Regions from separate parts of the Homo sapiens genome. Here all the other regions are linked to region 3. A link is a contact called in ENCODE Hi-C or POLR2A ChIA-PET data. All regions are on one chromosome and are shown on one strand. Each heading gives the region's core, a stretch centred on a gene start or an enhancer-like site at or near the end of the contact. The rest is flanking DNA. Distances are from core to core; before and after follow the strand shown. Region 1 holds the start of PURB (purine rich element binding protein B). Region 2 holds the start of H2AZ2-DT (H2AZ2 divergent transcript). Region 3 holds the start of POLD2 (DNA polymerase delta 2, accessory subunit). Region 4 holds the start of ZMIZ2 (zinc finger MIZ-type containing 2).

What was found. Hi-C counts contacts between places; a loop is a spot of excess contacts on that map. ChIA-PET counts read pairs that join two places held with the same protein, here RNA polymerase II (POLR2A). Pooled maps may share reads with other maps.
Region 1: a loop to region 3 is called in a pooled map, with 8 times the contacts of the local background. The contact joins the promoter of PURB here to the promoter of POLD2 in region 3. A Hi-C loop is called at or near these places in 3 of 37 single-sample maps with no recorded cell type and 8 of 50 pooled maps. POLR2A ChIA-PET finds 5 or more read pairs at or near these places in 1 of 52 experiments (activated B cell).
Region 2: a loop to region 3 is called in a map of naive thymus-derived CD4-positive, alpha-beta T cell, with 14 times the contacts of the local background. The contact joins the promoter of H2AZ2-DT here to the promoter of POLD2 in region 3. A Hi-C loop is called at or near these places in 1 of 168 maps with a recorded cell type or tissue (naive thymus-derived CD4-positive, alpha-beta T cell), 2 of 37 single-sample maps with no recorded cell type and 10 of 50 pooled maps. POLR2A ChIA-PET finds 5 or more read pairs at or near these places in 1 of 52 experiments (activated B cell).
Region 4: a loop to region 3 is called in a pooled map, with 15 times the contacts of the local background. The contact joins the promoter of ZMIZ2 here to the promoter of POLD2 in region 3. A Hi-C loop is called at or near these places in 9 of 50 pooled maps. POLR2A ChIA-PET finds 5 or more read pairs at or near these places in 2 of 52 experiments (WTC11 and activated CD8-positive, alpha-beta memory T cell).

The regions. Positions count from the first base shown.
Region 1 is chr7:44,880,900-44,888,037 of GRCh38, reverse strand. PURB (purine rich element binding protein B) reads left to right here and starts at 2,508. Exons shown (of 1, transcript NM_033224.5): 1 at 2,508-7,138. The coding sequence starts at 2,690. The coding sequence ends at 3,628. MIR4657 (microRNA 4657) reads left to right here and starts at 6,238; the gene lies at 6,238-6,290. RefSeq lists enhancers at 382-481, 2,079-2,328, 2,477-3,436 and silencers at 2,319-2,678, 2,969-3,018.
Region 2 is chr7:44,844,407-44,852,163 of GRCh38, reverse strand. It overlaps H2AZ2-DT (H2AZ2 divergent transcript), which reads right to left and starts at 3,693. Exons shown (of 2, transcript NR_187581.1): 1 at 3,643-3,693; 2 at 2,599-2,705. H2AZ2 (H2A.Z variant histone 2) reads left to right here and starts at 4,077. Exons shown (of 5, transcript NM_012412.5): 1 at 4,077-4,195. The coding sequence starts at 4,193. RefSeq lists silencers at 3,742-3,801, 4,062-4,451 and enhancers at 3,378-3,936, 3,937-4,494.
Region 3 is chr7:44,118,658-44,125,259 of GRCh38, reverse strand. POLD2 (DNA polymerase delta 2, accessory subunit) reads left to right here and starts at 1,712. Exons shown (of 11, transcript NM_006230.4): 1 at 1,712-1,749; 2 at 3,151-3,426. The coding sequence starts at 3,207. RefSeq lists enhancers at 1,047-1,106, 626-1,530 and a silencer at 1,317-2,026.
Region 4 is chr7:44,745,983-44,752,948 of GRCh38, reverse strand. ZMIZ2 (zinc finger MIZ-type containing 2) reads right to left here and starts at 4,102. Exons shown (of 19, transcript NM_031449.4): 1 at 3,958-4,102. RefSeq lists an enhancer at 1,548-2,017 and silencers at 3,798-3,847, 3,858-3,967, 4,078-4,607.

The DNA.
Region 1 (7,138 bases), core at 1,259-3,758, 760 kb before region 3:
TATCTTCCTCTGAACTCTCCTTCTTCTAGGAAACTGATGTCAAATCCACCCTACCTGCTGGCAGCTCCCACACCTAATTACTACTGACCCATGTGGATGCACCCGAATTCACATTTATTGAGCACTCACTGTAATTCAGGCATTACGCTAAACATGTTTCAAGGATTACTGCCCAACAACCCTACAAGGTATTTTTTTTTTTAGTGCAGTTGTCCCCAACATCCTCTTTGATTCGTGTCTTTTCAAAATAATAATAATTACTTTATTGGGGTCTAATTTCTCTATAATAAACTACATTTGAATGAGTTTTGGCAAATCTGTGAAATCACTACCATAAACAAGACACAGAATACATCACCCTTAAAAGTTTCCTTGTATTACCCTTTCCAATCTGTCCCTCCATATTCAGGCCCAGGCAACTACTGATTTGCTCTCTGACACACACACACACAGACACATACACACACACCTTCCTCTTTCATATACTTTTATATAAATGGGGTCATACAAACTGTGTGATCATACTTTCACTTCCCTCGGGTAAATACCTAGAAGTGGAGGCTGGCTGCGGTGGGTCACGCCTGTAATCCTAGCACTTTGGGAGGCCGAGGTGGGTGGATTGCCTGAGCTCAGGTGTTCGAGACCAGCCTGAGCAACACGGTGAAACCCTATCTCTACTAAAATACAAAAAATGAGCTGGGTATGGCTATAGTCCCAGCTACTTAGGAGGCTGAAGCAGGAGAATTGCTTGAACCCAGGAGGCAGAGGTTGCAGTGAGCCAAGATTGTTCCACTGCACCCCAACCTGGGCAACAGAGCAAGACTGCTCAAAAAAAAAAAAAAAGTGGAAATGTTGGGTCTTATTTTATGAAAGGTATATAAGAAACTGCCAAACTGTTTCCCAAAGCATTTATACCATTTTATATCCTTACTAGCAATGTATGAGTTCCAGTTTCTTCACATCCTTCTCAACACTTGATGTTACATTTTTTAATTTTAGCCATTCTAGTTGGTATTTCATTCTGACTTTAATTTATATTTCCCTAATGATGAATAATGTTGAGCACTGTTTCATGTGCTTACTGGCTTTTTTGACGAAGTGTCTGTTAAAATCTTTCACCTTTTATATTGGGTTATCTATTATTTGTGTTCTTTACAAGTCCATTGTTGGATTCACTATCTATGAATAACTACATTTAGGCTGGGTGTGGTGGCTCACATCTGTAATCCCAGCACTTTGGGAGGCTGAGGCGGGCAGATCACCTGAGGTCAGGAGTTCAAGACCAGCCTGGCCAACATTGTGGAACCCCATCTCTACTAAAAATACAAAAATTAGCCGGGTGTGGTGGCGGTTGCCTGTAATCCCAGCTACTCAGGAGGCTGAGGTAGGAGAATTGCTTGAACCCGGGAGGTGGAGGGTGTAATGAGCTAAAATCACGCCACTGCACTCCAGCCTGGGTGACAGAGCAAGACTCAAAAAAAAAAAAAAAAAAATTTAAGGATGAGGACATTTTGGCTTTGGAAAATCAAGTAACTGGTCAAGGTCACAGATTCAAACCCAGTGCAGTTGCAGAGCCTACACTTTTTAACACTATTCCAATTCTGCCTCTTGTTACACCTCAATGCTTACAACAAAAAGACCTCATAGGAATTATTCATTTTATTGATAAAGAAACTAAAGATTGGCAGTCAATTTCCTTAACCACTTTAATATGGCTAACTGTGGGGACAGTTAACTGATCTCTGGATCCCAAATCTAACCTCATCCTAAATCATCTTCTTTCTATATTGTTCCCACAGTGATCTTTCCAAAATGTGAACCTGATCACATACGGTGGCTCCAGACTCTGGGGTAGGCACTAACTCTCCCGCACTGCAAATGGCTTTCCTTGATCTAATCCACCCTCCAGTGTCATCTACGACCATTCTTCAGGCATACACACCCCCAGCTGCTCTGAGCTCCCAGCATCAGGCCCTGGGTGCCTCTGCACTGCCGTCTCCTATGCTGGGTGGCTCTTCTCCAGAGTTGCCAGGCCAACTGCAGTTTGCCCTTCAGAGTCAGCTCATGCCTCCTCTAGGGAACCCCACAGGCTGGTCAGAACCCGCTTCCGAGTGCTCCAAAGGATCTCCCTCCCCCCGGTCGCCAGTGTATAGACTGGAACTCTGTTCCCAGCACACAACCAGCGCGAGCAGGCTGGGGCCTGAGTATGCTCAGCTAACGCCCCGGAAGCGAGAAGGAGGGAAGTGGACGACACCGGAGTCTAAAGTAAAAGTGTCACGGGAAGAGGCGCGTAGACAGACGCAGCGGGCGGCTGAGTCACGCTAAGGCTGGCAAGTCCCCAGGGCTAGAAACCGAGCAGTAACACTAGCCTACTCTCAGCTTGCCGCCCGCCCGGCGCGGCCCCTGACGTCACCCCTCTGCGCCACGCCGCCGCGGCGCTTCCGGCCGCGAGGCCGCGGAGGGCGGGACGGAGTGACTTCACGGGAAATCGCGCGCCGGAAGTGGCTAGGGCTGCACGGAAGTCGCGGGGGCGGGGCGCGGAGGCGATGGGGGGGCGGCGGCGGCCGGCGATGAGCGGCGGGAGCGCGTGAGCGAGCCGGGCGGGCGAGGCTGGGGGGCCCCGGAGCGCGAGCCGGAGGGCGGGGGCGCGAGCGCGGCGGGCGGTGGCGGCGAGGCGGCGGCCTAGAAGATGGCGGACGGCGACAGCGGCAGCGAGCGCGGCGGCGGCGGTGGGCCGTGCGGGTTCCAGCCCGCGTCCCGCGGCGGCGGCGAGCAAGAGACGCAGGAGCTGGCCTCGAAGCGGCTGGACATCCAGAACAAGCGCTTCTACTTAGATGTGAAGCAGAACGCCAAGGGCCGCTTCCTCAAGATCGCCGAGGTGGGCGCGGGCGGTTCCAAGAGCCGCCTCACGCTGTCCATGGCGGTGGCCGCCGAGTTCCGCGACTCGCTGGGCGACTTCATAGAACACTACGCGCAGCTGGGCCCTAGCAGCCCCGAGCAGCTGGCGGCTGGCGCCGAGGAGGGCGGCGGGCCGCGGCGCGCGCTCAAGAGCGAATTCTTGGTGCGTGAGAACCGCAAGTACTACCTGGACCTCAAGGAGAACCAGCGCGGCCGCTTCCTGCGCATCCGCCAAACGGTCAACCGCGGCGGTGGCGGCTTCGGCGCGGGCCCCGGGCCGGGCGGCTTGCAGAGCGGCCAGACCATCGCGCTGCCTGCGCAGGGCCTCATCGAGTTCCGCGACGCGCTGGCGAAGCTCATAGACGACTACGGAGGCGAGGACGACGAGCTGGCAGGCGGCCCGGGAGGCGGCGCCGGGGGCCCAGGGGGCGGCCTGTATGGAGAGCTCCCGGAGGGCACCTCCATCACCGTGGACTCCAAGCGCTTCTTCTTCGATGTGGGCTGCAACAAATACGGGGTGTTTCTGCGAGTGAGCGAGGTGAAGCCGTCCTACCGCAATGCCATCACCGTACCCTTCAAAGCCTGGGGCAAGTTCGGAGGCGCCTTTTGCCGGTATGCGGATGAGATGAAAGAAATCCAGGAACGACAGAGGGATAAGCTTTATGAGCGACGTGGTGGGGGCAGCGGCGGCGGCGAAGAGTCAGAGGGTGAGGAGGTGGATGAGGATTGAAACGGGCAGCTTCCCCTACAGGCCTCCACCCAACCACCATCCCCTTGGCTAGAGAATTCCCTTTCCTGCTCATCCCCAGTGAGCTAGTGGAGAGGGAGCAAGGGAGGCCGCAGAGGGAAAAAACAAAACGTAACACAGTTAAGAGAAATAATCGTAAGAGAACAGTGACGGACAACTTGAGAAAAGCAGTCAAGTTCCAAGGAACTGACAGCAACCTGCAAAGAGGAAAACAGCATCTCCTCACCTGCGTAAAATTGTCTCAGCTTCTGTTGTTTCTCAACTGAGGTTCGTAAACCCATCAGGATAATCCCTGGAGGGAATAGATCCTTGCACATCCAGGGCAAGAAACATGTCCAAGTTACCCAGACCATTGATAACAGTTGCATTTAGGTTGCACCTGGGTAATCTGGCATAAAAGATCTCTCTAGGCCTCACTGTTGCGGTGTCTATCCCTTCACCTCCATTGAAATCAGCATTTTGGATCTAGGTCTTCATGGAATCCTTGAGAAGAGAGGCCTTTACAATTACCCAGTTCTGAGGGTTCAGGTTCACGAAAAGAAATGCAACTTGGGATAATCATGAACAGGTTAAAGATAAGATTTCAAGAAGCCATCTAAGAATACAGAACCAAATTGGATCCATTTTTTTAAAAAAATGGTTTTGCATGGAACCTGGACCAAGGCAAATGTCTTTTCTTCGCAGAATTGTTTTCCAGGATGCCAGTGGATTCAGATAGCAATGCTTGGAGTAGAATCCGTTACTAAAATAGTTTCAAAGTTGACAAAAAATTTTCAAAGATAAAAGCAGTTTTACATTGGGGGTTGCTGAGGTAGGCACAAGAAAAAGTCAGGCATAAAGCACAAGGCAGACTGTTTGAGTGGATTGGTTGCTGCTCACTAAAGTTGTTCCCCTGATCTCTAAATATGGAGGTCATTACCAAGAAATGCTTTGGTATGAATGAGAGCCAGATCTCCACTGTGTGAGCCAGTGAATTATGGCTAATTCGGCTGTTACAGCCACTGGTTGGCTGGATTTTAAACCATAAAACTTGAAGATTACCTACAAAAGTAACAGTGTGGCTATAAGCCTGAGCTTTAATGGATATACATCCTCACAGAAAAGTTGGAAATAACCAAAACTGAAGTCTTAATTTACCTTCAGTTTAATCTGTGGATTTGTTCAAATACTAAAGATCCTCAGGTCCAGAATTCCAGCATCATTTATTCTTTTAAAATTTTTAAGAACTTGATCCATTGTATCAGTACCTCACAATCAGAGTTGGCAAATGATGGATGAGTGATTCAAGCAGTGCACCCGGTGGAAGCTGAAATCCATCTGTGAATGGAACTGAAGTGAACGTGAATATGCTGACTATATCCTGGAAGCATTTTTATACCATCTTGAAATTTCAACAAACTGGCTTTTGCCAGTTAATCCAGCTGTCTTTCAAGAATAAAAGTTGGGGTTTTCAAGGATCGCCTCTTCTATATTTTAAATGGATTTTCAGTAGAAATGATTTTTACTAATCAAGTTAATCCCACCCCATCAAAAGGTATTCCTAGAAATGTCATAGACCTAGGTAACTTTGAATTGAATGGGAGCTAACGTTCTTTCCAAAGTTTTCAGGTATTCTTTGTGTGACACCTTCTCAACCAGGAGGCAAGTAACCCCGCCTCCACAATCTTAGTATTTTTTTTAAACTGCATGCCTGCCCCTTATTTGAGCTGCCTTTTTAATTTATTGCATATCCTTTTTATTATCTTATTTTGGTATTATTCAATCTATACAATCTTTTTGTATTTATTGGGAAATGAGTAATATACAAAAAGGTTTTCATGTATTTGTGGCTGAGAGGGCGGGAAATAATTGTGTACATAAAATTAGGCTTTTTTAAAAAAATAGATTATGATGCAGAATATTGTTGATCTTAGATTAAAAAGTGGAAGAGCCACAAACATTGGTGCCCTTTTCAGACTATTTCTCTACTCTCATCATCCACAGTAGAATTTTTAAACAGATTTTTTTAAAGCTTTTCTTTTAAATTTTTCTCCGTTGCAAAGAATGTTTCCTAAATTGTATGGGAGCAATAGTATTTTTGATGTTTTAATGACATCCGTATACTTGTACTGTATTTTGTACTACAAGGCAGCTGTTTTTCAATAATGTCCTGCTGTATTTACCTACGTGTTTTGAGTGTCTATTTCTTTGCTGCGGAGAACAAATTCCTAAATAGTTTTAGTAAAGGAGCTGAGAAGCTAGCATTAGGTTTGCAGAAACTATTTAAGTTTCAACTCTGAGGCAGCAATGAAAATTTAAGTTGCAGCTATTAGTTGATTGCTGTAACTTTTTCATTTTCAAACCATGTACAATTCTTGTATAGACCAACTTGTTTTCTTGCTTCAGTGGTGGTTCTGTTGCTCAGCTGCAGTGAGCCAGTTCAATTTTGCAAAGGTGCAGTACCTCTCCTTTTTAAGGGGTTGGTTTATTCTTTTTTCTTTTTGTTTGGCTGAATTGCAGTAACTAGCCTTGCCTTTCTATTCTGTAGAAATGACAGGGTCTTCACAATCCTTCACCAGTGGCTACTAAGCTATAATTAGCTGAATAGAAAGAATGTGGAAGTGGTCTGAGGCATATAGAGTATATGCCAAGAACACTACCATATATGGCATCAGCTTTGGTTACCAGAGAAATTTTCTTAGTCATTAGACCATGTAACAGTAATATATCATATGTAAATCTTTAGATATCAATTTGAAAATCCTCCAAAAAAAGGAGCAAAGAATGCATAAGCTATGTGTTGGCAAAAGTAATTTATATTAAAATTTTGACCTGCCTATGTAAGATTAAGTGGTAATGTCATAGTGGTGGGTTTTTAAGTCTTAACCAATCTCTAAGGTTTGTTTCTCCTGCAAGGGATGGTTCATGGCCTCTCTTCCCACTGCAGGAAGATTGCAGAAGGCTGTGGATTAATTGTAGCATTTCACTGATCTTCACTCCAGTCACTAGGGACAATAGAAACCTGCAAAACACAGATTCATTCGTAAATATTATTAATAGCTTATTAAAGGAAATGGTCTTTGTTAATTCCAGTCAGATAATGGCATTGTACAGACATGGGAAACAACCAATTTTTTTGTTTTTCAGTTGTTGCTATGAATGATTTTGAGCCTTTTTTTTTAAGCTTGGCAAACATCCCAGCTAATCAAAATAGTCATATTCCTGAGAAGTAGGAAACTAAAACTTCTTTTCATATAATTGTTAGAAGGTTTGTTTCCCAAACTACCATAGTTACAAAGGTGAAAAGCCAAATTTTAGGAACAGAATCAAAAGAATAAAAATCTGTGAAGAGATCCTACTACTCTTCCTTCTATGTTTTGGTTTTGGTTTCTATTGTCCCTATCATTTCAGCAAGTGGAACAGCAGCAAGTTTTTCAGTGCATATGCTGCACAAGAACAAAATATAAATCTGTATGGCACCAAAAATCAAAGTGAAAACCAAACCAAAAACCC
Region 2 (7,757 bases), core at 2,444-4,943, 720 kb before region 3:
TATACCAGTGGTTCTTAAATTTCAGTATGCACCAGAATCCCCTGGAGCGCTTGTAGGTCCCACCCTCAGTGTCAGATTCAGCAGGTCTGGGGTGGTGGTGAGAATACATTTCTAACAAGTTCCAAGTGATGCTGATGCTGGTGGTCTAAGGATCACACTTTGAGAACAATTATACTATATATTACTGGGTTAAATCCAGCAACATTGAATAATTTTTTTTTTAGAGATACAGTCTGGTTCTGTTGCCTGTCTGGTGAGCAGTGACACAATCATACATAGCTCACTGCAGCCTTGAACTCGTGGGCTCAAGTTCTCTACCCACCTCAGCCTCTCAACTAGCTGGGATCACAGGCATGTGCCACACACTCAGCTAATTTTTTTCTTTTAATTTTTGTAGAAGTGGAGTCTTGCCATGTTGCCCAGGCTGGTCTCAAACTCCTGCCCTGGTGACTCATGCCTTGGCCTCCCAAAGCTTTAGGATTACAGGCATGAGCTACCATCCCCAGCCCAAAGTTGAATAATTTGTCAATGTTTGTAGTTTATCATTTATAGATGCTAATACATAACATTTTCTGGTTAGACTGGTGTTCTTCATGAGCTCATCTTTGCCTTTTTTGTTACCCTAGTTCACTAGAAACTAAATTTTACTAACACACTTGGTTTATAAAACTGTTAGTAGGCAGACTTTTTTCTGGCATCTGTGTTTACAGTGATGATATAATTTAGTGATGATATATAAATCAGTGAAAGGATTACTATTATCTACAATGAGAACCAGTCTTTTTCAACCTAACTCCACTTTCATCAAAATCTGAATCAATGACATGAAGGCTGAGGGGTAGAGAGTGGTGAGAAAATGATTTTCCTGTTAAGGAAGGAAGTTAACATTTATTGGATATTATGTGCTAGGTACAGTGCTAGGTGCTTTCTCATACATTATTGGACACTTCTTTCAGCCCCCCTTCACAAGGGCAACTCTTCTTTTTTTTTTTTTTTTTGAGATGGAGTGGAGTCTTGCTCTGTCGCCCAGGCTGAAGTGCAGTGGCGCAATCTTAGCTCACTGCAGCCTCCGCTTCCCAGGCTCTCCTGGGCCCAGGTGATTTTCCTGCGTCAGCCTCCTGAGTAGCTGGGAATAACAGGCATGCGCCACCACGCCTGGCTAATTTTTGCATTTTTAGTAGAGACAGGGTTTTGCCATGTTGGCCAGGCTGGTCTCGAACTCCTGACCTCAGATGATCCACCCACCTTGGCCTCCCAAATTGCTGGGATTACAGGAGTGAGCCACCACGCCCAGCCTGCATGCTCTTTGTGGACCACCCACACCAGCTAAACTACATTCCCTGTTTCTCTCTTAAAGCACCCTGTTCTTTTCCTTCAGCACACTTGAACTTATTATAATTCACATATGGTATTTGTTTATTTCTTTAACATCTGACTCCCGCTGCAGAGGACCACAAGGGCAAGGACAATGTCTATTTTGCTAATCACCAAATCCTCAGTACCTAGCACAGTGCCTGCAAACAGTAGGCACTGAGTGATTTGTTAAAGGAATAACTCACAGGCTTATGCCTTGGTAGATTGGTAATGCCATCCACTGAGGCCAGAAACACAGAGGAGCAGGAATTAACAATGGCTATTTTTACTGAAGTAACTCCACTCTTCTACCTAGTTTTGAGGCTTCTATTAATCTGGGCACATTGCTCCATTCCTTCCTATTTCACTGGACACCCTTCCTCACACTTGTCTGTACCTTCATCCGTATTTTTCCAAATTCTTACTTAGAAGCTCACCCTCTTCCTCTTCTTGAATTTAAGTTACCTTTTTTTAAAGACTCACTTCCCCAAAGTTGCTTCTCCTGATTCAAACTTTGGAACAGCTATCATCAGCCTGGATATAAATTTCTAAAGTGCCAGCCTGGGAAAATCCTATGACAACAGAATCTCCACTAAGGCAGAAACTTGTTTTTTTCACTATTAACTCACCAACACCAAGAACACATTCTAGCACAGTCAATGCATCATACTGTGAAAAGAATGAAAGAATTTAAAGCTGGAATGAGTTGGAACAAATGTGAGCTGGTATCTTGGTTATCTACAGGCTATGCGGTCTCAGGCAAATGACTAAGTTCACCTAAGCCCATTTCTTCAGTTATGAAATGAAGCTGGCTCTCCCAGAAAGCTCATATTGTCCAGACTGTAATAGAGATGATCATGATAGGGTGATGGGCCTTTTTTAATTGTGGAAACAGGCCAGGCGCGGTGGCTCACGCCTGTAATCCCAGCACTTTAGGAGGCTGAGGCGAGAGGATCACTTGAGGTCAGGAGTTCAAGACCAGCCTGGCCAACATGGTGAAACCCTATTTCTACTAAAAATACAAAAACTAGCGGGGAATGGTGGTGGGAGCCTTTAGTCCCAGCTACCCAGGAGGCTGAGGCAGGAGAATCGCTTGAACTCAGGAGGCGGAGGTTGCAGTGAGCCCAGATCACACCACTGCACTCCATCCAGCCTGGGCAACAGAGTGAGACTTCATCTCAAAAAGTAAATAAATAAATAAATTGTGTTAACACTGTGGAAGAAAAACGATCGCTGGAGAGCCTGTGCACTCACATACATCCTTTAATTTTTACAACAGCTTCCGGGGGAAGGCGATTCCACTTTAGAGCTTTTCTTCCTTTCTAGCTGGGAGTTATCCTCCAAATTTTAACCTAATGATGTAAGCAAAATAAACACACTGAAGAGGTTGAGAAAAGAAAAACGGCTCACAACAGTCTGAGCTCTGTGAGGTCTGCAAAATGTATTAGGCCTAGAGGGACATGAGTATGGGACTTCGGTTATGCCCACCCTCTGCCCCCACATACACACATACCCAATCCCATGCATACCCAATTGTTTAAAGTCATTTCATTCCTGACTATCGGCCTCATCCATTACCTTTTTTTTTATTATTATTTTTTAGACAGGGTATATTCTGTCTCCCAAGCTGGAGTGCAGTGGTGCGATCATGACTCACTGCAGCCTCGACCTCCTGGGCTCAAGAGATCCTCCTGTCTCAGTCTTGACAGTAGGTGAGGCTACAGGTTCGCGCCACCAAGCCGGCCCCATTATCTTCGTGTTCTTAGAATTTGTAATACATGCCGGGCGCGGTGGCTCACGCCTGTAATCCCAGTACTTTGGGAGGCAAAGGGGGGCAGATCACCTGAGGTCAGGAGTTCGAGACCAGCCTGACCAACACGGAGAAACCCCGTCTCTATTAAAAATACAAAAGTTAGCTGGGCATTGGGGCGCGCGCCTGTAGTCCCAGGACTCCATCTCTAAAAAAGGAAAAAGAATTTGTCATACAAATAACAATATGTAGCCAATTGATAGCTTTTGTTTTTGTTTGTTTGTTTTGAGACGATGCGTCGCCCAGCTGGAGTGCAGTGGCGCGATCTCGGCTCACTGCAACCTCCGCCTCCGGGGTTCAAGCGATTCTCCCGCCTCAGCCTGCCGCGGACCTTGTCAGGGTCCGCGCTGAGAGGACGTCAGGGTAGTCAGTCCGCCAGAATACGGCTGAGCATGAGGCCTGCCTAACCTTGAAACCCAGCGCCCTCCTGATCCACACGTTCTAAGACGAATAAATCCTCACAGTCTGTGAAAACCCACCAGGAGAAGCACGTCCAACACTCTTTACCTCCCCAAACAAGTCTCAGAAGCGGGAAAACCAACGCCGCGAATGGGCGGGAAAGCCACAGCGCCTGCAATCGCTTCACCTTATTAGCTAATTTTGCTGTCCTTCCCAGTGGCCCGCCTCCCTTGCTCGCGGGCGATATTTTTATTGGCTTTCGTCTGCGAGGCGTCCAATCTCATTGGTTTGCCTTTCTGTTCGTCAGGCTTGGGCGCCTGGTGAAAGGCAGAGAGCGCGTCACTATTGGGGCTGGAGGCCCCGCCTCCGCGTGCCGTGTGCAAAAACAAACAGCCGTTAGGAAGGCGGTGCCGGGGGGGCGGGGTCTGGCTAGAAGGAGGCGCGCGATTGAACAGCCGCTGGGGTTCGAACCAGCAAGACAAGCGGGCATTGGCCACAGCAGCGCGAGGCGGGCACGGGGTATTGTCCGGCTCCGGCGGCGGCGGTCGGTGCTGCGAGAGCGGCGGCGGCGGCGCGGGTCGGCAGCGGGAGGGCGCGCGGCCGAGCGGAGGCGGAGTCGGCGCCGAGAACATGGTAAGGGCGGCCGGGTGGGCCGGGGGCACGGGGCCTGGGAGAGCAGAGCGCGGAGGCCCTGGCGTCGGCGCCGCTACCTGTGGAGTCGGGAGTTTGCGGGTGTCTGGGCTTCGTCCGGCCGAGCCCCTCGCCGCCCGCCGGGGGGCGCCATGTCCCAGCTGCGGAGCCCGACACGGGTCCCCGGGTGAGAGCTGGGCCTGGCCGGGTAGAGCGCGAAGTCTGTTCCGAGCCGGATAGATCTGTCCCGACGCTTGTGACGCTGCACCGCCCGTCTTAGAAGGAGGAGGACGGCAGAATCCGGCTTGGAAATGTAGAAACAAGTGCTGGATCTTAATGTGATCGCTTCTCTGTATGAATGAGGTCAAACAGGCTGCCGCTGTACAAGTTAGATAAGTCTTTGGCGATGTTTGGTTACGTAATCTCCCTGGCAGTCAGTTTGAGGGTTTCTGCGAAAGGGTGCTTGTATTTGTGGTCTTTTGAGCGACAAAGAATGGTTTTATAGACCAGAACCACACGATTTGTTCTAGGTGATTGCACAGGTTAGAAATGAACGCCCGTTATCTTCTGAGCCCCTTGCAGTTTGCGGTTTTCATTATACAACAGTACTTTCCTTTGCCCTTGCTATGGATTTTCAGTCTTAAAGTATTCATCTTTTCATTCTGAAATTCAGATCTAGATAAGAAGAGTGTGGCTTTAAAAAAATGAAAGTGAATAGAACTTCAGCCCCATTTTAAAGTTGAGGGGAAAAGAGAAGGTGCTAAAGGATACGCTCTGAGTTGCATCAAAGATTGTGTAAAAATAATAAGACTGTTATGGAATCTTATTTTTGCCGGTATTCGTGCTTTAAGCATTCTGTTGAAAGGTTACTTCAACGGGAGCTACCTGCTTAAAAGTTAGCACCAAGCTGTCATTTATCATACTGCAGATAGTATTAGATGATTTGTCTTGTGCTTGATGTGACAGATATGGTATTGAATAGACATAACACCTAACTGTAAACAGATTGGCCAGTCGAGAGGACAATGTTTGGTTATTGTAAAATACCCAAATCTTAGAGCTGGAATAGACTTTAGGGATAATTGCTTCCAACGTCTAACGTATAGTTTATTGTTATTGTAAAAAACCCAAATCTTAGAGCTGGAATAGACTTTAGGGATAATTGCTTCCAACGTCTCACGTATAGTTTATTGTTATTGTAAAGTACTTTATAGTACTTTATCAAACTGAGGTACAGCTTACATCTAATCTGTAAAAGGATTTGCTCAAACAGATGATTTTCATGATTCTAGTTTTTTGTGGTTTTTTTTTTTTTTGGTTTTTTGTTGTTTGTTTTTTGTGGTTTTTTGTGGTTTTTTTTTTTGAGACGGAGTCTCACTCTGTTGCCAGGCTGGAGTGCAATGGGCGATCTTCACTCACTGCAACCTCCGCCTCCCGGGTTCAAGCGATGCTCCTGCCTCAGCCTCCCGAATAGCTACAGGCGTGCGCCACCACGCCCTGCTAATTTTTTGTATTTTTAGTAGAGATTGGGTTTCACCATGTTGGCCAGGATGGTCTCGATCTCTTGACCTTGTGATCCGCCCCCCTCGGCCTGACAAAGTGCTGGGATTACAGGCGTGAGCCACCGCGCACGGCCAATTCTAGTTTTTCAGATATTTTTCAATCTCTAGTGATACGCTATATGTTTTATATCCACTTACCAGTAGCTAAAAATACATAAGTATTAACATAAGCTAAAAATGCAGGAGACATTGAGTTGTCGTTCTTGATAGATTTTAAACCTGAGAGGAAGTAAGCAGATGTCTGTTAAAACTGACATGAAAGTGTCTTAGTATCCAGTTTGCAAGTTTATCCAAGTAAAATGAACGAACTCCTACTTCCTCCTCTCTCTCTCTCTCTGTCTCTCTCTGTGTGTGTGTGTGTGTGTGTGTGTGTGTGTGTGTGTGTAATTTTTTAAAACCAACAACCTTAACTCAGGTTAATACGAAGTCAGTTCTTGGAATTAAAAAATTTAGATTTGGGTTCTCAAGCACCAATTATATTAAAATGAATGTTCAAAGTAGGGAGGCTATATATACAGTTTGAGGGGATATCGGAAAGAAAGTAATTATCCATTTATTGTATAGTTTTATATTCAGATAAGTTTGATACCATAAAAGTTTTCTTTTGTTAAGTATGAGAAATGTATCAGGAATCTCTAAATGTTGGAAATAGTCATTTAATGGATTGAGGCTTTTAAAACCTGACTGTATGTCTACTTCCTTAAAAAGCAAATAGAACACCAAATATGACATATCTGAAACAGTGAGGATAAAATTGCTTAAGCAGAGTAGTTATTATATGACCTGGGGAGCCTGGGGAATTTTGTAGTTGTTGGCTTTTTATTAGTGACTACTTCTTATTTTTTCCAATCCAGTCATAGGAAGACAGTGATTATAATTTTAGATGCCAGTTGAGAGGTTTTTAAGTGTTATATATTAGGGCAAATGGAGGTAACAAGGGTTTTTTATTTGAGAAGTAAGTAAGACTGTCTTGTTAGTGGAGCTGACCTCAAAAATCCAAAAATTGTATTTTTCTTATATAACAACATAGTCAAAAATTATTAAAATATGAGGCATTCTGGTAGAAATAGAGAGCGTCTCAGTTCTTACTGGTAAACTTAAATCAGTCTCTTGTTGAATTACCTAATATAAGAGAGTGAATATGAATTAGTTCTTAGATTTTTATTTTTCCTGTTTCTGATACCTGCCAGGGTTTTACTGTTTTTCTTCCATATTATCTTGGGTGACACGCACTTAATCCACTTAGACGTGCAATTAGAGGAAGTATACAGGGGTAATTTTTAGCTTTAAAAAATTTTTAAGGAAAGGGTTAGCTACAAAGGGGATATGCCATTTCAAAGCTTACCATCTATTTTGAAAGAATAGCCCCTCAAACAGCCAATCTTGTAAACTGATTTCTTTTTTTAACAGTAAAGAAATAATCTGTTTAAATGGTAAAAGCAAAATATATGAGAGAAAATTAGTTTTCTTAAGTCAGACCTTTAGTATTTCCTCCCGAGAGGCAAATAACATTTCTAATTTATTGTGTCACCTACTAGAAATACATGTGTACACATATACTCTATAATACCCCATATTTACTTAAAAGCTCATTACATTGGCACATACTTTGCCTTTTTCATGCAGAAATAGGTTTTTTTAAAGCGTACAGTTCAGTGGCATTAAGTACATTTATAGTGTGCAACCATCACTGCCTTCTGCCTCTAGAACTTTTTCATCTTCCCAAGTGGAAACTCTACCCATTCAACAATAACTCGGCCAGGCGCAGTGGCTCACGCCTGTAATCCCAGTACTTTGGGAGGATGAGACAGGCAGATCACTTGAGGTCAGGAGTTCAAGACCAGCCTGGCCAACATGCAGAAACCTTGTTGGTACTAAAAATACAAAAATTAGCAGGGCATGGTGGCGCGCACCTATACTACCAGCTACTTAGGAGGCTGAGGCAGGAGAATCACTTGAACCCAGGAGGCAGCTACCCCTGGCAACCACAAATCTGCTTTCTG
Region 3 (6,602 bases), core at 463-2,962:
TACAATGTTTCAGGTGAAGGCTCAGAACAGTACAACCTTACCAGCAAGAGTCCTGCTGTCTCTGTGTGAATCCCAGCTATTACTCACTAGCTACATGATCTCTCTTGCCCTCCCTGCCTCAATTTCCTCATGTGTAAAGTGGGAGAAAAATAATAGTTCATGCTTCAAAGGTTTTTTGTTTGTTTGCTTGCTTTGAGACAGCGTCTGGCTCTGTCGCTCAGGCTGAAGTGCAGTGGTGCAATCTTAGGTCACTGCAACCTCAGCCTCCTGGGCTTAAGCGATCCTCCCACCTCGGCCTCCCAAAGTGTTGGGATACAGGCGTGAACCACTGTGTCTGACCCAAAGGATTATTTGAGGAGCAGATGAATTAATGTGTCATAACCTCAAAGCAGTTGCAAAGGCGTTTAATAATTAAAATATCACATTTTAAATTAAAATATAAGGCTGGGCGTGGTGGCTCATGCCTGTAATCCCAGCACTTTGGGAGGCTGAGGTGGGAGGATCACTTGAGCCCAGGAGTTCCACACTAGCCTGGGCACCATTGGGAGACCCTGTCTCTACACACACACGCACACACACACACACACACACAAACTTAAAGTAGCCAGGCGTGGTGCTGCGCGCCTGTTGTCCCAGCTACTCGGGAGGCTGAGGCGGGAGAATCACTGGAGCCTGGGAGTTCGAGGCTGCAGTGAGCCGAGATCGCACCACTGCACTCCAGCCTGGGCCACAGAGCAAGACGCTGCCTCAAACAAACAAACAAAAACAAAAATTAAAATATTAAGTAATAATTAACGAGTGTTAATATCCACTCGTTGTGGAGACAAGACCTGGACTTAGGAAACAGGCCCAGGGAAGTAGCAGAACAGTAGCGCTAGAGGACGCCTGGGAGAATCAGCGCGCGGCGGGAAGAGCCCGGGAAGCTTAGTGGGGAAGCGTCTCTTGATGGGGTGAGGAATTCTATAAATTAGTGGAGATGGAAAAAAAAAAAAAAAAGTATTCCCAAAGTGGGAGACAGCACTCAGAAAGACGTGGTGGTAAGAACGAGTATGAGTAACGGGGACAACGAGGACACTGGAGATTGGGGAGTGTTGGGCTGGAAGCTGGTGTGCAGCTGTGGGCAAGCTAGGGAGGACCCCGAAACCGCCAATGCGTTTCCCGGACGCAGACGCTGGCAGGACGGGAGGAACCCCGAGACCCCGCGCCATCCCTTCAGGAAGAGTTACTTCTCCCCGGCCAAGTTAGTGGGCCTTGGGCCTTCTTTCTGTTGGGATCCTCCTCGCGTGTCGCCATCGCTACAAGTGGGCAGCTCTGCGGGGAAAGCTGGGACGCTGGGGGCTTCACCAAGGAGGCTGGCGGCCGACCACTGGGAGGTCTGGCGGGGTGACGACCACTGGGAGGTTTGGGCAGGGCCTGACGGGGTGACGCGGTCAGCCCACTGGAGGCCGACACCCCCCGTCAGCCCAACCCCTGCACGCGCGGCCGCCAACCAAAGACCCGCGGCGCCGGCCTGCGAGCCCCCGCCCCGCGTTGCCCAGGAAACCGAGGGTGTGGCTCCGCGTTCTCTGGGCGTCCCAGGGACTGGGCGCACAGTGGTCGGCGGGATGAGGCGCCTGGTGACGGACGGGGCGAGGAGGGCAGCGATTGGTGAGATTAGGCGATGGGCGGGGAAGCCGCGCGGGGATTAGCGAGTTGCGGCGATGGGCGGGGCAGGCGCGCGGGGATTGGCGGGATGCGGCGCGCCGCGCGGTGAGTGGGGTCCAGGGAAACGGGGTCAGCTGGGGGTGGCAGTTCCAGGCCGCGAGGCCGGGCTCCTGGGTCGGTGGGCTGGTGTCTTGGCGGACGTCCCGCAGCTGCCGCGTGGATCCGAGCCGGGGCACCCGCCGTGACTGGGACAGCCCCCAGGGCGCTCTCGGCCCCATCCCGAGTAGCGCGGCCTGGCTGCTGCCGCCATCAAGCACGTTCGAGCCAAAAGCTCCTAACGAGTCACTCGTTAGACACGTGTGCGGAGCCTGTGTCCCAGGCCAGTGCTGTCCCGTGGAGATAGATTGCAAGCCGCTAGGGAATTTTTTAACTTTCTAGTAGGTGTACGAAAAAAGTAAAACGAAACAAATCAATTGGAGTAAATCCATAAATATATTCAAACTATTATTTCAATTGTATGTGAAAAAATTATTGGGATATTCTTTGTACTATTCTTAGAAATCCATTGTGTGTCCAACCCAAACATCACAGTTGGACTCACCACATCTCCTGTACTTCGTAGCCCTAGGTGGCTAGTGGCATAAGACACAAAAATCTCAGCTCTCCTGGAGCTTATGGTCTAGTTGGAGCAGGCAGACAATACATTTAAAATATACAGTTTGTTAGAAGGTAAATGTTGTAAACAACAATAACAGTTGAAGTACTGGGGAGAGTTGCAGTTGTAAATCAGATGGGCAGGGCACAAGGTAACATTTGAGTAAAGATGTAAGAACTTGAAGGAGATGGGCAAGTGAGCTCTATAAGTATACGGGAGAGGGGCAAGCAAGAGTTCAGAGGCCCCTTGCTGTGGGGAGGGATCCAAGGTGGAGGAGTGGGAACCAGGAGGGGAGAGGACCAGTGGAGCAGATCTCATAGGCAGTTGTAAGGACTTGGGGCCTTATTCAATGAAATGAGGACACTTTGGAGAGTTTTGAACAGAGCAGTGACTGATTTATGTTTTGGTTTTGGTTTAGTTCTATTATTATTTAATAATAGGCTTATTATTTCACAGAAGTTTTATTTAATAAGGCAGACCTCTTGTCTGGAAATGAGACAGGTGCCGGAGAGCTGGATGGAGGCAGATCGGGAATTCCATTTGGGGCAAACTGAACTTGATTGAGACCCTGGTAGTTGTCCAGATGGAACAGGACACCTGAGTCTAGGGTTCGGGAAGAACTCCAGATGGGACAAACACTCCTAGCTTTCCTTTTCTCTTTTTGGATGACCGCTACAGGGTGAGACATCGGTATCCAGGCACGATAAATTTCCAAGTGGACACAATGTCTGGTGTCAACTACAGCTGTTCTCCTTCTTTTCCCAGTATCCTTTGGGTGCAGTGAGACACCAGGAGAGCTGCTGCTTTGGGGGATGGACAGGGGCAGCAGGAATGCCTTTGTGTTTTCGCAGTGAACCTCCTTGGCCTGGGCGAAGCTGTGTGGACCAAGCAAGTCAGGAGTGTGGCCATGTTTTCTGAGCAGGCTGCCCAGAGGGCCCACACTCTACTGTCCCCACCATCAGCCAACAATGCCACCTTTGCCCGGGTGCCAGTGGCAACCTACACCAACTCCTCACAACCCTTCCGGCTAGGAGAGCGCAGCTTTAGCCGGCAGTATGCCCACATTTATGCCACCCGCCTCATCCAAATGAGACCCTTCCTGGAGAACCGGGCCCAGCAGCACTGGGGTAAGTGAGAGTTTGGGAAGGTGCTTCCCCCACAGCATCCCTGAACTTAGAAGTGTTCTGCAAGAGAATGGGAACAGTTTATCTAATTGATCCCACTTCCTGTTACCTTGGGAAAATTAACCTCTTTTTCCCTCAGTTTCTTCTTAAGATAGTAACAAGGATTAAATTAAGTAATTTGTGGGTTTGGAGTTAGTTTTAGTTCAGAGGCTGGTTGGAGATGAGGACTTAGTTCTGGCGGTGATGGCGATTACTTCACTGGCAGAGGAAAATGGTTTTCCTATCTTCAGTGCAGATTATTCAGGTATTTGCCTGTGCTGTAGCCAGAGAGCCCCTCAGTGTGGCAAGCCTGGCGCCAGGCACCAGGAGCCAAGACTGGTGAGGATGCACTCTCTGGTCTCGAGGGGACCCCCTCTGTTCACTCATGTCTGTTTGCCTCTCCTCCTGGCCCCCATATTTGCTGGCCATGAATTTTCCTGTCCCTTGGGCCCTCTGTCTTTCCTAATAAAGTGGCCTGCCCAACACAACCCTTGTTCTTTGCCCCCATTTCTTCCCTGGTGATCTCTCCTGCAGTTGGATTACTCTTGGTGGTGAAGCAGGGACCCCCATCTCCCCCTTTGAGTTTATTTGAGTTTTAGGTGCTGCTGCATTCCCCCATTCCTACCACTTACATAAGAGTGGCTTTCCAGGTAATTTTCAAATCCATCTCCTATTATATTTTTAAACTGAGGATTTAGTAGGTGAGACCAGGTCTTACTCATTTTTACTGTCCTTGGCACCAGGCAAAATGGATCTCAGCCCTAGTTGCACATTGGAATCCCCTGGGGAGCTTTGAGAAGCCCATCTCATCCCATGCCAAGCCAAGATCAATTCTCGTTATAGGCAGGCAGGAGAACCCTGGGCCTAGAAATCTAGCTAGAACCTCAAATTCATTAGGGATATGTATTAGTCCATTTTCACATTGCTATAAAAAACTACCTGAGATAGGGTAATTTATAAAGAAAAGAGGTTTAATTGACTCACAGTTCCTCATGGCTGGGGAGGCCTCAGGAAACTTAACAATCATGGCAGAAGGTGAAGGGAAAGCAAGGCTCTTTTACATGATAGCAGGAGAGAGAGAGCAAGGGGAACTGCCAACCATTTTTAAACCATCAGATCGCATGATGGCTTGATCTCACTCACCATCACAAGAACAGCATGGGGGAAATCCACCCCCACAATCCAGTCACCTCCCACCAGGTCCCTCCGTCAACACCGTGTGGATTATAATTCCAGATGAGATGTGGGTGGGGACACAGAGCCAAATCATATCAGGATGTTTTCTGTTTTGTTTACCTGAGACAAAGTGCTGTTCACCTCTCCTCTCCCACATAATCAGGGGCTCCCTCCTGCGGCTCCGGTAGCTTTTCCTCACTTTCCTTTCAGCCCTCGGGACACCTTCCTTGGCTCCTTTCAGAGCTCAGTTACTACTTGGGCCCAATGTCAATGCCACCTTCTAGATTCTTTCCGGCAGCACCTCCTCTGGTCGCACATTTCTCTTCCAGTTATTGGAGCTGTCAAAAAAGCTCCCCAGTGATGGACGATAGCGATTTCACTGTGCTCACAGACTGGTCAGGAAACCAAACAGCTGCCACAGTGAATGTGTTGATAGCAGCGGGGCAGCAGTAGCACTCGCTCACAGGCCTGGTGGTTGGTGCTGGCCCCCACCCTGAATACCTACATGTGGCTTCTCCATGTGGCCTGTGCATCCTCACTGAAGCTCAGCCTGTCTCTCCAAATTGGTCTTTCCACTCACCTGTTCCCCAAACCTGCCCAGACCTTCCTGCTGTAGGCTTTTCCCTTCACTTGGCACACTCTTTCCCTTGTCTTCCCATGGCCCCATCTAAGCCCCACTGTCAGCTGAAGTGTTATATTCTTTGAGGGGCCACCTGAAGCCACCTTGCAATGAGGGCCTCCGTTTTCTACCTCAGCTCACCATTTGTTCACAGCACTTGTCACTGTGGCGAGTTACTTGTCTATGGCCTGTTGTCGTTCTCCTGCCTAGACCCAGTGGGCTGAGTGGGGGCAAGTGTTGGCTTTTATGTCCAGTTTTGATCTTGGTGCCAGCACATTGCCTGGGTGGAAGCATGTCCTACTATCGGTTACAGGGATGTCATTCTGCCCAGTGCTCAGGGGCATACACTTGGATCCCAGTTGTGTGCCCTTGGACACATTGCTTAACCTCTCTGTGCATCAGTTGGGTGATAATATCTACTCCTGGCACATTTTCAGCGTTGGCTGAGTTACATGTACAGTGCTTAGGCCACCTGGGGGAGAGTAAGAGTGGGATACGTGAGGATGTGGAGTCTGTTGCATTTCTGTCTGCTGCTGGCATCCTTCTTGTCTTGTTTTGAGTTGCTCGCCTCTGTCTGCTCCCTAGGGCGTAGATTTGAGGAATATTCCTGGTTCTTCCCAGGCAGCAGGGGCTCAGGCTGTGCTGGAGTCAGCTAGGCTAAGGGGCTGGTCTGGCATCCGCGTTGTCCTGTCACCTCCTTGGTGTTTTCTCCAGGCCTGGATCTGTGCTGTGTGGGCACCTGTATTCCTCCCTCCTGCCCTCACTGATTCTCCATACCTTTCTTCTCGAGAGTGCCAAGCCCCTCCCATGTGTTCTTGTTCATACCTAGGATCCCGGGAAGGGGCTGGGGAAGACGGTGCCCAGGTGCCCTGGGTAAACAAAGCCACCTGACTCCACGGGAATGGAATGGGTGGAGGGGATCTGAGGTCTGCATTTTGAGTATCTCTGGTCTCAGAGGATGAAGCATTTGGTGGGGGTTGGGGGTGGGGGGTAGGGTGGAAGAATCTAAAGTCTTAAAAGAAAATGGCAGTTATTTGTGGGACAGGGCTGTGTTGAGACTTGGCATGCTTCTTTTTAAGAGTCAGTGTTGTAATTTAGGTATAAGTGAAGCAGTACTTTGTATTAGTTTCCTGTAGGCGCTGTAACAAAGCACCACAAACTGGTTGACTTAAAACAACAGACATGGCCGGGCACGGTGGCTCACGACTGTAATCCCAGCACTTTGGGAGGCCGAGGCGGGCAGATCACAAGGTCAAGAGATTGAGACCATCCTGGCTAACACGGTGAAACCCTGTCTCTACTAAAAATACAAAAAAAAAAAAATTAGCTGGGCGTGGTGGCACAC
Region 4 (6,966 bases), core at 2,853-5,352, 630 kb before region 3:
CTCTGGGAAACAGTCTGGCCGTATCATATGGAACTAAGCAAGCAGCTACCCTACTATGACCCAGCAACTGCACTTGTACGCATTTATCTCAGAGAAATGAAAACTTATGTTCACATAAAAACCTGTACACAAATGTTTATAACTGCTTTATTTGCAAGAGCTATGGAATGGAAACAGCCCAGATGTCCTTCAATGGATGAAGAGTTAAATCAACGGTGGTACATCCATAGCCCGGATGCAATATAAAGGAATGAACTACTGATATATGCAACAACCTGGATGAATCTCCAGAGAATTAATGCTCGGTGGAAAAAGCCAATCCCAAGAGGCTACACGGTGTACGATTCCTTTATTTAGCATTCTTGACACACCAAAATTAGGGAAATGGAGAACAGATTGGTGATTGCCAGGGGTTAAATGTGGGGGTAAAGAGAAAGGTACTAATCTCTTCTCCATTTCTGTAATTTTGGCAGGAGGAAGGTGGGCGTGAATATAAGAAGGCAACAGGCTGGGCACGGTGGCTCACGCCTGTAATCCCAGCACTTTGGGAGGCTGAAGTGGGCAGATCATTTGAGGTCAGGAGTTCGAGACCAGCCTGGCCAACATGGTGAAACCCCAACTCTACTAAAAACATAAGAATTAGCTGGGCAAAAACTAACCGGGCGTAGTGGTGGGCGCCTGTAATCCCAGCTACTCAGGAGGCTGAGGCAGGAGAATCATTTGAACCCAGGAGGTGGAGGTTGCAGTGAGCCGATCGCACCATTGCACTCCAGCCTGGGCAGCAAGAGTGAAACTCCATCTCAAAAAAAAAAAATAGAAGGCAACAGGCTGTAACCTCTTTACTGTATCAGTGTAGTGTCCTGGTGCAATGTTGTACTAGTTTTCCAAGATGTTACCATTGGGGCAAACTGGGTAAAGGACAGAATAAATCTCTCTGTGTCATTTCTTATAATGCACATGAATCTTTAATTTTTTTTTTTTCTTTTTGAGATGGAATCTTGCTCTTTCACCGAGGCTGGAGTGCAGTGGCACGATCTAGGCTCACTGCAACCTCCACCTCCCAGGTTCAAGCGATTCTCCTGCCTCAGCCTCCTGAGTAACTGGACTACAGGTGTACACCACCATAGTCCATGCCTGGCTAATTTTTGTATTTTTAGTGGAGATGAAGTTTCGCCATGTTGGCCAGGCTGGTCTTGAACTCTTGACCTCAAGTGATCCACCCACCTCGGCCTCCCAAAGTGCTGGGATTAGAGGTGAGCACCACTGTGTCCAGCCAATAATTTCAAAATAAAAAGTTTAATTACAATACAACTGCTACCACCAGCCTTCTGTCTCCGCAGAACTGCTGTGACAATCTTTCCCCACTAGAAAGCTGGTTGGGTTGGCTGGCCACTTTGCTGTCCCAAGAACAGAGAGGGAATCTGGCAGGCAAGCAGATGTGCCCCCTCCCCCGCCCGTGGTCAAAGGCCTCAAAGTGCAGGCAGCACTCTGTGCAGCACTGCCTCATTTTAGGTCACCTAGGGCAGCAGCTCCCCAACTGCAGCACATCAAAACCAGCTCGCAGCTGGTGATGACAGGCTGCCCAGCCCCACCTGAAGTCAGTAGGATGGGCTGGGGCCTAAGCCCAGAATTTCTAACAAGTTTGCAGCTACTGCTGCTGCTGGTCCAGGAACTGTAGTTTGAGAACCTCAGATCTAGGAAATGCAGTGAGCTGGGGAGAAGGAGCACAGGGCAGGTACAAGGAGGGGAGGAGCCCACAGCAGGCTCCTATGTCACATGAGCCTGGGGAATTCCACCCCTGATGGTTCTCTGCTGTGGACAGAGACCACAAAGATTTCCAGTTCCCTCTGAGCTTACTCTTCACTGCACAGGGGGATTTCCTGCCGACCCGAACTCATGCCTCTGGTCTCCTCTCTGAGGACAGTCTCTCTGAAAAGACTTCCAGTCTCCAGGTCTGGTATCCTTGACCCTGTGCCCCTGATGATAGGATAGTGTTCTGCGTTGTGTGTGTGCAGATCCTCTTCTCATCTCCTGGCTTTGAGTCTGGGTTGGGAACAAGCCTGGAGCCTGGAATCTGGATCCCAGATCATGCAAGGCCCATGCCCACCAAGGGTCTTAGTGCCTGGCGCTTTCCTTGTAAACTAACTCCAGCTGGAAGCTAGGACCCCTTGAGAGATGGACAAGGTCAGTCTAGAGGGCCACAAGGCTTTCTCGGGGGTCAGATCACATCTTCCTCTAGACAGAGTTACAGAACTCACTACCCCAGACCTCTCTTCCCCAAATGTCCCAGAGTAGCTGCACCCCCAAGTCTCCTGGTTGACCTCCTGAGCCTTGTTCCATGCCACCTCTCTGCCTGCCTAGTCAGCTAGGAGCAGGACCAGCAAGTGGGCCCTGTGGCAGGCAACGCTTCTCAATAGGTCACACATCAGGACTCACTGTCTCCAAGATTGCAGGGTCAGGATCCAACCCAGGTGACAATGGAGTCAAAGGGTATTGAAGAAATGATGGCTGTGGAATGTTGCAGGAGCGGGGTCCTTGGTAGCAAAAAGTGGGGTACTCACATATACAGGTAGCTGAAAGTCCTGCCCCCTCTACCTGTAAGGCCACAGTACTAAAATGTCTAAGCGTGGGGCTAAGTCAGGATGCAGAGTTCATCAAAAAGTCCAGGAATAAGCAATGGCCCAGGCATGAGACATTTCAGTGAACAGCTGAAGGGACAACCTTAACCTGGCATCAGTTTACAATGTGTAAGATGGATATCTGGTAGCATCCTAGGACTGAGGACACATGACCACCTTCATGTCATCAGCCCTTGGGAGCTCAATCCCAATAATCAGGATGCTCCCCAAACATCTTAGGCCTGTCCTTCAGAAATCTACAACCGGCAACTGTCACCTGCTTGTTCTCTTCATTTACACTTCCAGCTTGTAACTATCCCCTGGGCATGACAAGGGCTAGAGGTCAGTACCTCTGGAAGTTAAGATTCCTTCACTTCTCCTGTTTCCACACTAAGCATCAAGGGATGCCCTCTGGTTCTAGCTTGCCAGAACTTGGTGGTGAGTCTGTGTCCATCCTATCCGTAATCACCACGGTCTCAGACCAAGTCACATGTTCCGTGTGTGTCCCTGTGAAATCTGCGATGACACAAATTAAAGACACCACCATGGATGTTCTGTAATACTGGAAAGAGGGTACCCTAGGGAGAAGGAGAGGCAGAACACTGCAGGGCAGAGGGTCCAGGGAATGGGAGGAGAGACACGGTAGGTGGAGGGGTAAACAAGGCACCGGGTGGGGGTGCCGCGGTGAAGGACACCTGGCACTAGGGAAGACAAGGCACCTCAGGGGAGCAGGGCATCCTCACGCCTGAGCTTCAGTATGTCCAGTTTGGAAAGGGGTGTCCCCATCAAAACTGGCAGCTGGGGGCTGGCCGCTCAGCGTCGTTCAGCCCAGGAGCGGAACAGCTCCTCCGCGAGCAGGTGACGGCCTCAGACGGCCCCCACATCGCCGTGCTGGTGGGCACGTAAGTAGGAGCGGAGGGGCGTACCATGTAGGTGAGACTGCCTGGCCCCAAAGCTAGGAACGATCAGGTTGGAGCGAAGGCCCGGCCAGCCTTCATCGCTCAGGAGAACCCCGAGCGCCGCTTACACCCCTCGGCCAGCCTCCAACAAAGACTCAGGGGAGGGCTGGATGACCCTGACGCCCACGGGGCCGAGCCTGCCCAAGACCACGACGCACGCGTGGCAGGTGCCGGCAGGTGGGCGGCAGAGCCTCTAGCCCCAGCCCAGCTGTGAACCCTACCGTGGCGCCGCAGCGGAACCGGGGCGCCCCGGGCGACCAGCTACACCTGCCTGCCCGCCCGCACCTGCCGGCCCGCACCTGCCGCACCTGCCTGCCCCCGCCGGCCCACACCTGCCTGCTGGCGGCGTTGCCAGGGGCCACCCCCAGGACCCCGCTCACCTCCGCCCGGCCTGGCCCGGCCCCTCGCCGTGGCGGCCCCCGGCCCGCGCCGCTCCATGCGCTCAGCCCGCCCTCCGCGCCGCCCGCCGCCCCGGGGCCGCCGCCACCCGCGCCATCGCGCCGCCGCCCGCTCCGAGGGCACAATGGAGCCGCCGCCGCGCCGCTCATGCATATGCATGACGCCGCGCAGCCGGCCCCGCCTCCCAGGCCAGAGCAGCAGAGCCCCGAGCCGGCGCTCGGGGCGGGGGCGGCCGCGAGCCCGAGCGGCCCAAAGCGGCAGGGTGGGGCCAGGGCCGCAGGTGGCTGGGCGGGCAGGAGACGCAGCCTGATCGCGACCTGCGCCCCCAGCCCCCTCCACACCTTTCTGAACGCGGCGTCGGCAGAGCCACTGCGCTCTTCCTGCTCGCAGTCCGCCGGGAGCGGGGCGGGGCCGGGCGGCGGAGGCGGGGCCAGGACGCCGGGGCGGGGCCGAGTGGAAGGCGGGGCCAAGGTGCCGGGGCGGGGTCGGGAGGAGGAGGCGGATCCAGAGAGCCGGGGTGGGGCCAGGGCTCGGGGCGGGCCCCGGCGGAGGAGGAAAGGAAGAGTGAGTCCTTGCCCTTCCCCCACCCGCCCCGCCCGCGCCCCGCCCGCGCCCCCCCTGCTTCCTGGGAGTCCATTGCTCTGGCCCGGCGGGCGGGGACACGACTGGGAGACAGAGAGACCCAGGGTGCCACTTTTGGGAGGGGATCTTATTAAAGGACTCCGGAAGCCCCTCGTTAAAGCAGAAAACTAAACTTAACAAGTTCGCTGTCCTCACTGCTCAGTTCTCTCTTCCCAGTGGTTCTCCTTCTGGAAAAAGTCACTATTGAGCTAGTCTAGCCTGATGGAATAGCCTCTCTGATCAGTTTCGATCTTTGAAATGCTATTATCAGCCTTTAAGTTATTCTTGACTTTTCCTACCGTAAGTTGAGGAAGACCACATTCTCTCAACTACCCATAATTAATTTTTCTTAATTGTGGTAAAATACACATAACGTAAAACTTACCATCTTAACTGTTTCCAAGTGTAGTTCTGTGGCACCAAGTACATTCACATTCTTGTGCAACCACCAACCGTCTCCAGGACTTTTTCATCTTCTCAAATGGAAACTCCATACCCAGTAAACACTAGCTCCCCATTCTTTCCTCCTCCTAGCCTTTGGCATTCACTATTCGTCTCTAAATTAGACTACTCTAAGGACATCGTATAAGTGGAATCATACATTATATGTCTTTTTGTGACAGTCTTACTTTAGTTAGCACAGTGTCCTCACTTCCATCCATGTTGTGGCATGTGTCAGAATTTCTTTCTTTCTTTCTTTCTTTCTTTCTTTCTTTCTTTCTTTCTTTCTTTCCTTTCTCTCTCTCTTTCTTTCTTTCTTTCTTTCCTTCCTTCTTTCCTTCCTTCTTCCCTCCCCTTCCCTTCCCTTCTTTTTTTTGACGGAGTCTCACTCTGTCGCCAGGCTGGAGTGCAGTGGTGCAATCTCGGCTCACTGCAACCTCCACCTCCCAGGTTCAAGCGATTCCCCTGCCTCAGCCTCCTGAGTAGCTGAGACTACAGGGGCACGCCACCACGCCTGGCTAATTTTTTTGTGTGTGTGTTTTAGTAGAGACGGGGTTCATCATGTTGGCCAGGATGGAATCGATCTCCTGACCTCGTGATCCGCCTGCCTGGGCCTCCCAAAGTGTTGGGATTACAGGCGTGAGCCACGGCGCCCAGCCCCTTCTTTCTTATGGCTGAATAATATTCCATTGTATGCATATTCCACATTTAAGTTATCCATTCATCTATCAATGGATACTCCACAATTAATTTTTGACATTGTTGAAATTTCTTCCCTGAAGGCCGCCTCTGAACTCTGTGCTCTATTTCTTTTGGGAATCATTCGTTCATTGAACAAATATGGCAGGCCTGCTGTACAACAGTCCCTGGTCTGGGGTCTGTGAACACTGGTCTGTCCCCAGGAACCAGGAGAATAAGGCCCCTCCATCCATACAGCAAGCATGTTAGAGGGGACAAACAGAAGGAAATGAGTTAACAGGTAACAGTGTGTCTGTCAGAAAGAGTGTTAGGAAGAAAACTAAATCAGGGCCAGAGAATGGGGAGGGAGTGATGAGGTATGAGGGACGGATTCTCTGTGGAGCTGGCCCTGAAGAAGAGACCCAAATGAAGGGGGAGGCAGGCACCAGGGGACCCTGACCATTCCTCTGTCTCGGAAGAGGCTGCATGTATGGGGGAGTTGCAGGCAGGTTTGTGGAGGATGCTGGAAGTGGCCACGCCAAGCATCCCAGGTGCCCCCAGGGCAGGCATCTCTCTCACCTCCTAACTGCTTCAATAATTCCTGCCCTGCTCCCCTGGGAAAGGCCACCTGGTGTCCACTCCTTTCTAGGGAATGTTTTCATTTTCTACTATATGATGAATTGTTAAGAAAGTCTTCCTTGAGGCCGGGCACAGTGGCTCACGCCTGTAATCCTAGCACTTTTGGAGGCCAAGATGGGTGGATCACCTGAGATCAGGAGTTCGAGACCAGCCTGGCCAACATGGTGAAACCCTGTCTCTACTAAAAAATACAAAAATTAGCCAGGCATGGTGGCGTGAAACCCTACTCTACTAAAAATACAAAAATTAGCCAGGTGTGGTGGCATGCACCTGTATTCCCAGCTATTCGGGAGGCGGAGGCAGGAGAATCGCTTGAACCCGAGAGGCAGAGGTTGCAGTGAGCTGAGATCGCACCACTGCACTCCACCGTGGGTGACAGAGCGAGACTCTATCCCCCCACCATCACCCCCCCAAAAAAAAAAGTTGCCTGGCGCGGTGGCTCACGCCTGTAATCCCAGCACTTTGGGAGGCCGAGGCAGGCAGATCACGTGAGGTCAGGAGTTCGAGACCAGCCTGGCCAACATGGTGAAACCCTGTCTCTACTAAAAGTACAAAAATTAGCCGGGCATGGTGGTGTGTACCTGTAGTCCCAGCTACTCGGGAGGCTGAGG